2 separate regions of the Homo sapiens genome follow, and region 1 is linked to region 2. Evidence: chromatin contacts called from ENCODE Hi-C data. All regions are on one chromosome and are shown on one strand. Each heading gives the region's core, a stretch centred on a gene start or an enhancer-like site at or near the end of the contact. The rest is flanking DNA. Distances are from core to core; before and after follow the strand shown.

The links. A loop is a pair of places that touch in the nucleus more often than their neighbours do. Pooled maps may share reads with other maps.
Region 1: a loop to region 2 is called in a map of heart right ventricle, with 2.7 times the contacts of the local background. The contact joins the enhancer-like site here to the promoter of FMO2 in region 2. A Hi-C loop is called at or near these places in 10 of 168 maps with a recorded cell type or tissue (Caco-2, Calu3, IMR-90 and 6 more) and 6 of 50 pooled maps.

Annotation. Positions count from the first base shown.
Region 1 is chr1:171,122,334-171,129,796 of GRCh38, forward strand. The region is part of intron 3 of FMO1-AS1 (FMO1 antisense RNA 1); the gene reads right to left. Among named protein-coding and RNA genes, the nearest start is that of MIR1295A, 24 kb to the left of the region's middle. Within about 2 kb of position 4,363, at least 7 of the 41 ENCODE cell types and tissues checked have a DNase peak (open chromatin) inside an H3K27ac peak, as active enhancers do; they include gastrocnemius medialis and heart right ventricle, where a contact is called at or near this core.
Region 2 is chr1:171,181,194-171,188,700 of GRCh38, forward strand. It overlaps FMO2 (flavin containing dimethylaniline monoxygenase 2), which reads left to right and starts at 4,107. Exons shown (of 9, transcript NM_001460.5): 1 at 4,107-4,166; 2 at 4,515-4,652. The coding sequence starts at 4,521. All of the region lies in intron 2 of FMO1-AS1 (FMO1 antisense RNA 1), which reads right to left.

The DNA of each region.
Region 1 (7,463 bases), core at 3,113-5,612, 59 kb before region 2:
TAGGAATGGTTTGGCAAAGCTGCAGGGGAATGCCTGAACAAAGTTGGGCATCAGAAGAGCCCTGTGTCTATAAGGCAGAGGCCTGCCTAGGTATCTCTGCCATACTCAGTCATTGGCTGGGAATAGCCTGAACAAGTACAGCCTCAGTTCAAAGACAGCATTCAATGAGCAGCTTGGGTCCATTGGTCAATTATGCTCCCTGTAGTTTGGGTCCATTGGTCAATTATGCTCCCTGTAGTTGGAGATCTGCAACTTCTCATGACCACCAGAAGGAGCCAGCCCAGTAGGATTTACCAAAGGATTGGTGAGGGAACAGGTGCAGAGTTTATACCAGATACCAATATTACCAAAGGAAAACTAATTCCAGGCCCTGCAGCTGACAATTGTTCACCTTTCGCCTTAGTTTGGATTGGCTTAGTGATCAGGAACAGCAAACTCAGCAGACTGAAATTTCTCTGTGTTTAGGTGAAAATGTGCTTCTGTGTGAAGGCACAACTGGCAATTATTAAATCTCCTCTCCCAAGCTTGAGTAAATTAAAGAGGGGCTCTGAGCTATGAATTTCAGCTCAGAGCCTTCAAAGATAAATGTTAAACTTTTGAAAATTTTCCAGCAAGATAATGGCAAATGGTTATCTAAATTTCACTGTGTAATTTGCATCCTGTCAGATAACACAACTCCTGTCAGTGTTTTATGTTGTTCCCCCAGCCTGTTTTCAAGCAGTTTTCTTCCTGTGGAACATAAAACAGACAAATAATAGTGGGGGTCACATGATCTGCTTATTTTTAGACTGCTGCTCTACTGCAAATAGCTTTCCAGTGCCACTGTGTCTCAGCCCATATGTCCTGCTATAAAGGAATATCTGAGGCTGGATAATTTATAAAGAAAAAAGGTTTCTTTGGCTCATGGTTCTGCAGGCTGTACAAAAGCATTGCACTAGTATCTGCTTCTGATGAGGGCCTCAGGCTGCTTCCACTCATGATGGAAGGGAAAGGGGAACTGATGTGTGCAGAAATTACATGGTAAGGCAGGAAGCAGTAGAGAGAGGAGGAGGCATCAGACTCTTTTTAACAACCAATTCTCACAGAACTAAGAGTGAGAACTCACTCCTGTGAGGATGACACCAAGCAGTTCATGAGAGGTCCACCCTCAAGATCCAAATACCTCCCACCAGGACCCACCTCCAACATTGGGATCAAATGTCAACCTGAGACTTGATAGGGCCAAGCAAAGTATATCCAAATCACAGCACAGTTTTTCAGCTCCAGAATAATTATCATGTTTTCCAGGGCAAAAGTTTCCATAAAAATGATAATAGTAAAGGGCAAACAGAATTCATGCTTTCTACCAACAGTTTTTGTACTAGTTATGTACTAGGGTATATTCTAGGACCTGGAGATTTAACAGGAAATTATATTAAAATAATCCCACTTTTAAGAAAGTCACATTCTATCAGGGGAAAACAGTCTATTTAAAAATACACGGGCCAAACACAGTGGCTCACGCCTATAATCCCAGCACTTTGGGAGGCCGAGGCAGGTGGATGACGAGGTCAAGAGATCAAGACCATCCTGGCCAACATGGTGAAACCTTGCCTCTACTAAAAATACAAAAAATAGCCAGATGTGGTGGCGGGCACCTGTAGTCCCAGCTATTCAGTTGGCTGAGGCAGGAGAATTGCTTGAACACGGGAGGCAGAGGTTGCAGTGAGCTGAGATCGTGCCACTGCACTCCAGCCTGGTGACAGAGCAAGACTCCGTCTCAAAAAAAAATTAAAATTAAAATTAATAGAGAACATATCATGACATAGAATAATAGAAAACAAATGGCCTTAAAAGTTGTCTAGTCCAGTCCTCTAGTTGCAAACCAAAGCAACCCAGGAAACATGTGAGGCCAGTGGTTACCAACTCCCTTTGAGTCCCAGGTGTACTTTTTCTTAAGCTACTGAAACTATATTGCTTACAGTGTATCAGCCCCAAACCTGATGGATTTCTAGTCAATTTATCAATATTCTGAAGTTCTATATTTCCCTAATCTCTAGTGCAGAAATCCAGCTGCAATTCCTTCTATTTTATCCCAGTAAGATCTCATTCTAAATCAGCAGAATGCTCCTTTTTGGCATCTTCAATGCTTGTTCCCACCCCACTGTGCCTTCGACCAATTCATTTCATCATTTCTTCTCTCTCTCTCTCATTTTTATGCTACCCATACCCAGACTCAATATTTCAGCCTCATTCTCTCTTCCCCTGGCTTGAATCCCCACTTGCAATCTAAGGATAGGTTCTATAAAGTCTACTTTCTCTATCTCTTTTGCCTCTTTCCATCTTATAATTCCCACTCTGGCAAATTAGATCTGGCTATCATTATTTTTTTTAATTTTGATATAGTATTATTTGTCTATTTTGCTTTTGCTGCCTGGTTTGTTTTTTAATTTTTTGTTCATGTTTTGTTTCGGTTTTTTTAGAGGCAGGTTTTTGTTATGTTGTCCAGGCTGGCCTGGAACTCCTGGGCTCAAGCAGTCCTCCCATCTGAGCCTCCCGAGTACATGGAACATACCACCCCACTCCCAGCTATCATAATTTCTTAGTCTGTTGGAATAGGCCTCTAACTGGCCAGCTAGACTTTAGTTTCCCTGTCATAGTTTATCCTGTATACTACTGCCAGAATCATCTTCCTGAAGTGAGCCTCTAAAACACATTACACGTGCATACAATTCTTTACTGGTTCTTCTTTCTCCCCATTTAAATCTCATACAAGGGGCCTCCCAATATGACTAAAGCTACTTTTCCAGTCTTATTTGTAACTATGTTCCAGACAAACTATACTATTTAGAGTTTTCTCCCTGAATAAACCCACCTTCATGTATATATTTATGGTTATACATGAAATATATATATAACCATAGAAAAATGCCTGAAATCCAGGCGTTTTTTAAACCCGTCTTAAATCTAAATTCTTTCCTTTGGGGTCAGACTTTGTACCTGTTCCCAGAAGCATGCTGAGATCTAACTCTAGTCATGAATCTAATGGCAGCAAAGGCTGGATTGGGGTACTTCTTGAGAATAGCCATCCTTTTGCAAAGCAATTGCCACCAGTGAGGTTATTACAGGATTTTTAAACATCCTCAGACTTGGGATGGTGGGCTGCTTCCACTAGAAAGAGAAGCTCAAAGTGATTCGAAGGTTTGAGATTCTCAGCTTCATTAAAAGACTTGCTGAGGCTGGGTATTCAGCATAAGTTGTCATTCTGAAACCTGCAAAATTAAAATTTGTTCTGATTTTCAGACAAGTTGAACCTTTGTTGCAAGAAATAATATTATTTTAAATCCACCACAGGAGCACTCTGGCTGTCTGGCATGACTTGAGCCGAGAGTTGAAAAACCTGTGCCTGTCATCTTCTTTCTTAAGTGCTTCAGTGCACTCAGAAGTTACCATCCCTACCCTTGATCTTGTGGTCATTATTGCCATCATGCAGGTAAATGTAGCAGCCACTTGTCGTCTGCCCCACCCCCACCCTGCCCCACCAAGGGACTTGCTTCAGTAGGTACTTCCTCACAATCAAATAGAGGTGATAATGTGGTTAATTGTGATGCCATTGCTTGCATGGATTACTGTATCACGATTCTCAATTTTTAAGGAGGTCAGCACTGCATTCAAGTCCAAGGACATGACCAAACCAATCCCAATATCTTATTTTTAAGTGTCCATTTTCTTGGACCATTCCTGGCACCAACTTCTGTATCAGTTAGGGTGCTTTCAGGAAAGAGAAACCTTAACAATAGTTTCAACATAGAGAATATTGATATAGTTTTGCTGTGTCCCCACCCAAATCTCATCTTGAATTCCCACGTGTTGTGGGCAGGACCCAGCGGGAGGTAATTGAATCATGGAAGCAGGTCTTTCCTGTGCTGTTCTCGTGATAGTGAATAAGTCTCATGAGATCTGATGGTTTTAAAGAGGGGAGCTTCCCTGCACAAGCTCTCTTCTCTTGTCTGCTGCCATGAGAGATGTGCCTTTCACCTTCTGCCATGATTTTGAGGCCTTCCCAGACACGTGGAACTATAAGTCCAATAAATTTCTTTCTTTTGTAAATTGCCCAGTCTCTGGTATGTCTTTATCAGCAGTGTGAAAATGGACTAATACAAATATAATATTTAAAAGCATTAGCAAGGTATCAGAGAGTCTTAAAGGCGAAAAGAGAACTCAGAGTATCACACAGATAGTTTCTATAGAAGGAGTTGCCTCTCCTATGCCTGAAGAGAAAACAGAAACAGGTTGGAATTATTAAAACTTAGAGGCTTAGGAGGAACTTGCAGAGCTGGAATCTCATCTCTGAAGAGGGTGCCAGCTGGCTGGTGTTGCTCTCCCTGAAGTCACATGAAGAAACTTGTTCTAGGAGTTTGGGAACAACTATAAATCGGAAGTAGCTACAGCACCAGCATGGCTGCAGAGGTGAAGACCTTTTTCTGCAACAATACTAACAGGAACAGGAAGCAACCAGGAAGGAACGAAGGGGAATGAAGTTTGCAAAGTCCCAGCCCCAGCAACATAAAGCACAGCGTAAAAGAACATGTCTGAAGTTGAGAGAAAGTAACTTAATCAGGAAGCCTTCTTTAAACCCATCTCAAATGGGTTTAAATCCTCCTCGTTTGAGGCTTTCTTAATTTACTCTCTATATATGTGTTTTTCTCTCTCCTTAGAATCTCTACAGCAACTTAGATGCTTTTTGGTGTCACTTGTATTTTGCCCTGTACTACAGGTATCCCTATAGCTGTCTTAATCTCTCCCCTCTTCATTGTCATTCTTCTCCAGACACAAAAACATACATATTAGAAAAAAATCAATGAATGCTGGAACAGTGTTTCATTTATTTCCATATTGCCTCTGACTTCTCTATAGCTAGTTGTTGAACTTGTTCACTGCTGAATCCCCAGTGCTTAGAACTGGACCTAGAGTATAATACATCATGTATGTATGTGTGTGTGTATGTGTGTGTGAAAATAAATGATTAGTTAGTGAATAAATTTAACTGAATTGAATGTCAGTCCAGGAAGTCAGACTTGAATGACAATAGGGGATTCTGCATATGGGAATGCTTTGATTAAACAGTAATGCCATTTGAGGAAACAAAATAAAATATCTTCTTTTTACGGTGATTAACCTAATCTCAAACTTGGAAAACTTCTCAGCATCTAATTCATTGTCTTCCTTCACTCCTCCCCTTGACCATGTCAAAAGAAAGATTTAAGTGGATCCAAACCTGAAGCTGTTCCCATAACACAACAAATGTAGAGAATGTGTTTTGCAACCAGTAGTAATGACCAAAAAATGTATTTACATAGACTTGCTTGAAAAGATAAACATAGCATATTATATTCAGAACAAAGGAAGAATGGCTCTTAGCATGCCTGTGGTAAGAAATAAAGTCTGTTCCAAATCCCAAGGTACCAGAGAGCCTAAAATTCCCTGGCAGATGAATTTAATCACTTTTCCGTGTTGTTAATAAGAAAACACTACAGAATGTCAGCTGGTGGAATCGGAATTTTCAGTGCTCATTCTCTCACAGTAATATCAATTTTAATAACCATCCACAACAAAAATACCTGCACAAGACCTAAGGAATCCAGGTGAGAGATTACAGCACCTGAATGGGGCACAGAAATAAGAAAAAACACATAGAAGAGGATAGGAGGGACAGTTTCACACTACCTGTATCACCTCTCCCCCAAGCCTAGGCAACACAGTATGGAGACAGATGCCCTCCATTTAAGTAAGGAGAAGAAAATGAGTAGGCAACTTTGCTCTGGACCCTATTACCAGGCCTGCACTACTAAACCCCAGTGCCAGGTGAGTCCTCACAGTCCCAGGCTCCAGGCTTAACCAGGTGTCAGGCCATATCTAATGGTCCCAGGCTGCAGGATAACTCCTGCGAACCCAGTTTTCCAGGCCTGCCTGAGATTTAAGGGCAGCAGCCCTCATGGCCCCAGACACCAGACTGACCACTGAGAACCCAGGTTTTAGGCCCACCCCGGTACCAGGCCAGCCCCTGTGGACTTGGGCCTAAGAACTGCCCCAATGCCAGGATAGCTCCCGTAGACATAAGCTTCAAGCGCACCCCCATGGACAGTCACTAAGCCCACCCCAGTGGACCACAAACCCTGCTGGCCCCTGTGGATGCAAGCACCAGGACTGTCCACATGGCTGCAGCTTCAGGCCAAGCCCAATGGACCCAGGCTCCAAGTCTTTCCCATGGACCTATGCATCAAGTTGACCTTTGTGAACCTAGGCATCAGACCTGTTCATCTGCTAACTTAGGCACCAAGCCAGCTCACCTGAGGACTTCAGTAGCAAACCTGTCATGGACCTTGCATGTCAGACTGCCAAGAATCTCTGCCCAGTCTGACTGTAAAGGGATCTCCCTGCCAAAACCTGTCTCTAACAACTAGAAGAGGTCCTTACTTTTTAAAATCTGCAGACAGCAGTTCAAGACCACAAGATTACAAATAATCTGGGAAATGTGACACCACCAAAGGAACAGAATAAAGCACCAGTAAACCAACACTAAAGAAATGAAGATCTACAAACTTCCTGAAAAAGAATTTAAAATAATTGTCTTCAAGAAGTCCAGTGAGCTAAAATAGAACACAGATAGGCAATTAAATGAAATCAGGGGAAAAATAAACAAAATGATAAGTTTAACAAAGAGATAGAAACCATTCAAAAAACACACAAAAAAATTCTGGAGCTGCAAAACACAATTACAGAACTGAAAGATTCAACAGAGAACTTCAACAGCAGACTTGATCAAGCAGAAAAAAAAAAATCAGCAAACTTTAAGACAGATCAGTTGAAATTACCCAGTGAGAGAAACAGAAAAAAGAATGACAGATAGTAAAGAAAGTCTACAAGACAAATGGGAAACCATCAAGTCAACCAATATACGCATTATGGGAGCCCCACAAAGAACCAAGAAATAGAGGTAGAAAGCTTATATAAAGAAATAATGATAGCAGACTTTCCAAATCTAGAAAGGGAGCTAAACATCCAAATCCATAAATCCCAAAGAATTCAGTTAGATTAAACATAAAGAGATCTTCACTGTGACACATAATCAAATTCATAAAAGTCAAAAGACAGAATTTTAAAGGCACCAAGAAAAAAGTGATTCATCACATACAAGAGAACACTCATAAAACAATCAGTAGATTTCTCAGTAGAAACTTTGTAGGCAAAAATGGAATGATATACTCAACATGCTGAAAGAAAAATAAAATGCCAATCAAGAATACTATATGTGATGTGTTAGTCTGTTCTTGCATTCCTATAAAGGAATACCTGATGCTGGGTGATTTATAAAGAAAAGAGGTTTTATTTTTCACTCACAGTTCTTCAGGTTGTATAGGAAGCATAGTGCCAGCATCTGTCTTTGGTAAGGACCTTGGGAAACTTGCAATTACGGCAGAAAC
Region 2 (7,507 bases), core at 2,857-5,356:
ACAATTTCAGAATAGGCAAATCTATAGAAATGGAAAATAAATTGGTAGTTGCCAAGGGCTGGGAGTGAGGGGAGCTTGAAGCAAAATAGAAAGAGACTGCTGACAGATACAGGAGATTTTTCGGGGGAGGGGGTCGTGATGAAAATGTTCTAATGTTGATTGTGGTGATAATTGTACAACCTGTGAATATACTCCAAACCATTGAATTTTACATTTCAAATTGATGTAGTTTATAGTATATGAATTACATTACAAAACTGCTTTTTAAAAATCTGATGCACAGAACACTTCCCTTTCTCAGGGCTGTCATGGATTTAGTTCTTTTGTATAACTTTCTTACCACTTTAATGAGATTTTTGAAAGGGTTAGCAAATGTGCTTGCTCAGTCCACTCTTGATTCAGAAGCTTTGGAGGGATTATTTTTAAAAAGAACTGCCCCCAAAAATATAGAGGACACACAGAAGTTATGGAACTATATATGTCACACAGGAAATGCAGATGGGTTCATACAAAAAAAAAATTGAGTCATAGGCGAGGGAAGAGAAAACCAGTTTGGTTGTTATTTCTCTAAGGTATAAGGCAACTTAATGAGAGAACTTGTTGGTTTGTTATTTCTCTAAGGTGTAAGGCAACTTAATGAGAGAACTTGTTGGTTTGTTATTTCTCTAAGGTGTAAGGCAACTTAATGAGAGAACTTGTCCTCACAACTCTGTGCTTCTCAAAAAGTACCATGTGGTTTTAAGGAGTTTTCTGTTGAAATATGTAACAGAAAGTTAAAAATGAAGGAGGAGATACCAGGGCTGATATGTATATTGTTCTTATGATAATATACACAATTAAGGGAGCTTGGACTCATCCAAGAATGGTTCAGAGGGGGTGACTATGGGGCCCCTAACCATGTAGAGGGGTGAAGGGGGCCAACACCCTCTTATTCTCCTATAGTAACCGGAGTATTTTCAAATCCAAATACTTCTCAGCATTTTTATGCCTATCTTAAAACTTTAATTGATGATAAGATTTCACATCTCAGACCCTAGACTCTTGCAGTTAGTGACATTACTCCTCTTTCACATGCTGCCTGAATTCCTCTCTTATCCACTAACAAGTGGTCATCTAACCTTTGTTTGATATTTACAGTGATAGGGAGTTCACTACTATACAAAACAACTCACTCTATATTTGTACAGCACGGTTGGCTAGAAAGTTCTTTCTCACATTGAGACAAACTCAGTTTTTTTGTATCATTAACATATGTAATCCTAGAGAGACTTGTTTCTACCCAAAATAGGCTTGTATGACCTTTTCCGTATAGGAACCTTCTTGAAGGCAATTGTCATGGATTTTTCAATATCTCCTCTAGGCTAAGCATCAGAAGTTTCTTCAGTGGCCCCTTATGTGACATGGCTTTAAGAAGTTCATTGCCATCTTGGTTATTCTTAAATTCTCTGGTAGCTAAGGCAAGCTTATTTCCACATGCGTGAAAGATGGATGGGTGGTAAGGCCTATGGTCCTGAACTAGTAAATGAATTAACATATGTGATAGTATTTTTACAACTTAAAACACTTTGTAAACACAAGATACTATTAAAACATATCTCCTTCATAGAAGGCAACTTGGCAAAGCATATTAGAAACTTGCAACTCAAAATATGGTCTAATGGTACACCTGGCATCACCTGGAAGCTTGCAAGAAACAATTTCAGGCCCACCTCATATCCATTAAATCCCACCTGCATTTTGACAAGATCTCCAAGTGTTTCATTTGCACATTAAAGTCTGAGGAGCTCTGTAAACTTAAAAATATGCAAACACTTTCACTAAGCAATCCTTGTTTTTAGGTATTTATCCTGAGAAAATGATTAGGTTAAGTACACAGCATTTTTATAACAGCAAAATCTTACAAAGAAAGTTCCACTAATAGAAAATTGGCCAAGGTGCTTTACGGTTCTTCTATGGATACACCATTTGCCAGCCAAGGCTAACTCTATAAAGCAAGCTGGTTCTTCTCAGCTGGTGCTGGTACCTAGAAGATGCCTGCTCCTCAGCTGATGCATGCCACCATGAACACAGATGTATGTTTAGTTGACACAAAAGGCCATTAATATCCCCACATCAGTTATCCCTGGAGGATAACTAAGCCATCTGCCTCCATCATCTTTTAAGGGTTCAGTCAGTTTAAAACTTTGCTTCTATACCTAGGTATTTTCTTTTCTCTGTATGTTGGTCAGGTACAATTATTTTTAACAGGGCTTCCATCAATATCATAACTACCTAGAGAAGACATTGCAAAGATAAAATTGGAGAATTGTTAACAGGCTGTTAACAAAATGTGTACCCAACTGCCAATGAAGTGGCTTGATTTTTTTCTTTTTTTAAAATTTTTCTTTTGTATCCTTTTATTTTATTTACTTATTTTTTAGAGACACGGTCTCGCTCTGTTACCCAGGCTGGCGTACAATGGCACAATCATAGCCCACTGCAGTCTCGACCTCCAGGGCCTCAAGCAATCCTCCCACCTCAGCCTTCCAAGTAGCTGAGACTACAAGTGCATGCTGCCATGCCTGACTGATTTTTTGTTTTTTGCAGAGATGAAGTCTCACTATGTTGCCCAGTCTGACCTTGAACTCCTAGCAATACCCTACCCTGGCCTCCCAAACTGCTGGGATTACAGGCATGAGCCACTGTGCCTGGCCTTTTTTCATTTTAACTGAGAAATGTGTTCAGCTCTTTTGTTCCTTAGTCATTGATCATCACTTTTGTTATATCTGTTAGTCTTGTCATAGAGTTGCTGCACTTATTACACAGAGAAGGCCTTTTATCACGACCAATTTATTTTAGGAAATTTCAGGGAAAACGTTTTTCTAGAACACCTTATTTGACATTATAAAACAACTCTTCACTCTTGCACTCCAGACCTCCCTTTCCAGTTTTCTTTTTCTCCATAGTGGTCATCACCACTTGTTTTATTTTATTGATGGGCTGTCTGGCTCCCTCAACTACAAAGTAAACTCCACAAAGGCAGAGAGTTTTGCCTCTTTTATTCATTGCTGTACCTGCATCACTTAGAAAGTTTCTGGCACCTAGGAAGTGTTCAGTAAATATTTATTGAATAAGTTTATGTAAAACGTCTCAGACTCCTTAGAGAAACTGGTCTTTTGGGGTTGGAGAATAAAGTTCTTTACCTCATCAGTTAGACTCTATCTAAGGTACACGAGGGCTTGCTAGTCTCCTAAGTTAGTCTGCTAATAAATGTTAACCCTAATAACTGAAATTATTAGCAGAGGTAATTATCCAGTTCTATATCAAGGCAAAAAGACAGCAGTGGATAGAAAGATCTTAGAAGTCCCACTAGGTTCATCCAAGCCACCATACACATAGGCAGAAAAATCAAAATAAGATATGAGCCTGGACAGGGTGAGCAATCTGGGAAAAGATGAACACAGTATGCTAGGACCCAGAAATCATCAAGTCTATGAAAACTAAGCCAGAACACAAATGTGAATTCCATAAGATCAGGAACATAATCTGTCTTGTTCATCCAGGCATGGTAATCTGCCAGAAATAGTGCTTAACTGCAAGAACTGAATATTTGTTAGATAATTAAACCATCAACTAAATGAGATTCATGCAACCATGAAAAATGCTGCTATAGGTACACAATATTGATATACTAGAAAGTTAAAAAATCAAGTTGGAAATTAGACTATTCCATTTCTGTTTGTGTGTATGTATCTACAAATAGGTGGAAGGATATACCAAAATGTCAACAGCAGTTACCTCTGGGTGGTGAGGAGTAATCTTAACCTTGTTATTTATCCCTATATGTTCATTTGTGAATGAATATTTATTACATCATTATAAAAAGGATTTTTAAACTATCTGTATGTTTAAGAGTATATGTTGCTACTATGTAAGAGTATATGCTGTTACTGTAAAGACATTGCATTACTACTGTTGACCTCAGAGCACGAGCCTCTTGCCTAATTCTAGGACTCCTAACTAAGTCTTTGGAGTTTCAGCTGGAAGAATGCTGGAGGAATACGGAACTCCTCCCATTTCTCACAGCCACCTCCAACTCTTAAAAACGCTTCCAACTGCCTCCCAGCACACAACCAAGGGAGAAAACTATTCTGTCAAAGAGACGGTGCCAAAAGGCAAAAACAAAGGTAAGGATGATCGCTGGGGAAAGAAGCTGAAAAGGAAAAGCTCAGAACTCTAGCTGGAAATTTGGCTCACATCCCTAGTATGTTACTGCATAGTCTGGCTTTGTTCAATGGGTCGCTTTTAAATATTAAAGCTAGATGTAAGCAAGGTTTGCAACAAAGTCCATAAGAAACTCAGCTTTTCTCAAAGGCAAGAAGAGAGCAGGATTTTTGACTGGCTCTTTATTCAATAGTGCTGCTTATTAAATTACCACTGCTACAATGTTTAAAGCCAATTACCTGAGCACATCATAAGGATTCTCTTACCGGTTGTCCCAGTTAAGTAATGTTGATTGATCAACTCCTTGACAGGAGCTGATGGCAAAGAAGGTAGCTGTGATTGGAGCTGGGGTCAGTGGCCTAATTTCTCTGAAGTGCTGTGTGGATGAGGGACTTGAGCCCACTTGCTTTGAGAGAACTGAAGATATTGGAGGAGTGTGGAGGTTCAAAGTAAGTGAGATTTTCTTGGGTCTTGAACAGGTTGTGTTGTTATTTCAGGGTGAATCACAGTTACTGATGGGTCATATTGAGAAATTTATTAAACAACTCTGATCAGATTTTATTTCTACTTATTGATGTGGCCATAATGGAACTGAAGTCATAGGCTGGCATCTCTCCCCCAGTCAATACTAACCCAACCCAGGTAGCTGACCCAGGCATGTAAAAGATCTCTTCTTTTGGATTCAGCAATTGTCTTACAGCCCATACTTCTGTCATTCTTTAATACGCTAATATTAGAGAACATTTTACAAAAATAGAAGTAACAGGGATTCTTCTCAAGATATCACTTCTGTTTCAATTATTAAACCAAATGCTTCTTTAGAGACCATGCTCTTATCATTACTATTTTTCTCTGACAAATGAAGCATGTTTGTTTACTGAGCTTTATCAATGACATTCTAGTATAACTGCTGTGAAACTCTTTGTTAAATATGTTTTATTAAATTTATTCTATTAATCAAACCAAAATATTGATAATGCTATTTGTCTGTATTAGTCCATTCTCATGCTGCTATGAAGAAATACTGAGACTGGGTGATTTATAAAGGAAAGAGGTTTAATTGACTCCCAGTTCCACAATGCTGGGGAGGACTCAGAAAATTTACAATCATGGCAGTGGGAAAGAGAGGTGCTGAGCAAAGGGGGAAAAGCCCCTTATAAAACCATCAGATCTCATTAGAACGCACTCACTATCATGAGAACAGCATGAGGGTAGCTGCCCCCTTGATTCAATTACCTACCCCCACCAGGTCCTTCCCAAGACATGTGGGGATTGTGGGAACTACAATTCAATATGAGATTTGGATGGGGACACAAAGCCAAACCATGTCACTGTCCTTAAAAATTTGTATAAAACTTAGAAAGTTGCATAGATAGCTATAAGGAGTTACAATTATTCCTTCCCACAACCTCTCAATAGGTAGTAGCTTACCACCTTCTAGCTGTGAGATCTTGAGCAAGTTATTTACATCCTGTGTTTCAATTTACTCAGTTATAAATGGATATAATAACAGGAAAGTGTGATTATCTCATAGTGCTATTTTGAAGATTAAGGGAGATAATTCATATAAAGAACTTAGATAAGTTCCGGACTCATAGAGTTCAATAAATGTTAGCTACTAATAATAACTATATATTTTATAGATGAGCAAACTGAAAGTGAGGGAGGTTAAGTGAGATGGCCAGGGCCACACAACTGGAGGAACTGGCCTTCAAACCACGGCCTACGTGACTTCTAAACAGATAAGCCCTGACTTACAACCATGCCCTAACTTGCATTCTTGCTCAAAAAGATTAAACAAAAGTTTAAGTTCAGAACCCAAAAGCAATGACTTTAGAATTATGTAATCAGGTATCCCTGAGATATTAAAACACATAAGAATATTCCAAATGGGAACAAAAGGTTTGAATACATGAAAATCAAACTCATATCAGCAGAGACCATATAAAGGGCTCTCACTGCAGGCTGACTAGTTAGGAGGATGGCAAGGTGATCCAGGACCTGCGCATGCTTTGTCAGTTCAAATTGAATCTCATGCCAACAGCGATCTTTTTTAACATGTAACATTAGGTGTCTCAGGTACACATGACCATAAACCACACCTGGAGGGTTTCTTTTATTTTCTTTTTAATATTTTTCTGAGACAGGGTCCTACTCTGTCACCCAGGCTACCATGCCCAGCCATGGAGAGTTTCTTAAAGATACTGATTCCTTTGGTTAAACCTGCCACCAAAAAAAAAAAAAAAAAAAAAAAAAAATACTGATTTGTGGGCACTCCATCCCAAATCTATGGAATCAAAATCTTCTGGGGGTTTTTAATAAACATCTCAAATGAATCCTATGATAAGACAAATTTGGTAATTGTTACACAAACACCTAATTTAAAAATCTGATCATTCTACTATCTAAACACACTCAGAGTTAATGAGGGAGAAGGGAGAAATTGATTCTTCTGTAAGACGGGTAGCTTTGCAAAAAGGAAAACAGCTTAAATCACATTCATTTCTTATTAAAAGCTGATGATTAATATCATTTTAGTTTTTCCTGGGATGGTGATATAATATGGTGGTCATTCCTGTCTTAACCAAAGATATTTTTGTCCACTCTAGGTTCACATGTAGATTTCAGCTGGAATTTTTTTTTTTTTTTTTTTTTTTTGCTCCCAGGTAGATTCTTAACCTAAACAAGAAATGTAGAAATTACAGTTGGTCCTTGGTATATGCAGGAGATTGGCTCCACAACCTCCCTCCCCCAGTATACCAAAATCCTTGCATACTCACATCCCACAGATTTATTGTCAGCAAAAGAGATGAGAGTTAGTTTGAACAGTCTGCCAACAATATGATTTGATGAATTCTAGGAAGGTATTTTCTGCAGTAAAATATTTCTCCAACTATCCTTTTGCCAGTATCTAAAATTTCAGATTAGAGATAACTTCCTATTCACTAGAAAAACTGGATTAAAACCTGATTAATTAGGCTTTATTGAATATTAAGGGTTAAGTATATAACTGTGGAACTTGTAACAGTATCACATTTCAAATTTCTCTTAAAACTATATCCAATAGAGGAATGTAAACTATTGTCTCCACTCAACGAAGTCAAAGAGTCCAAAGAGTCTCCCTGCAGAGTGAAACATAAAATAAGCAAAATTTCATAGGCTGCCTGCACTACGGCTATGTGAGGGTTTTGGTTACCAGGTGACTGGGAGTTTCCAAGAAGGATGCTGGGAGCCCCATGCTCTTCCCTGGGAAACTTTGCCTTTTCACTACTCTACCATCCAGAAGCAATTTTTTAAATGGGTT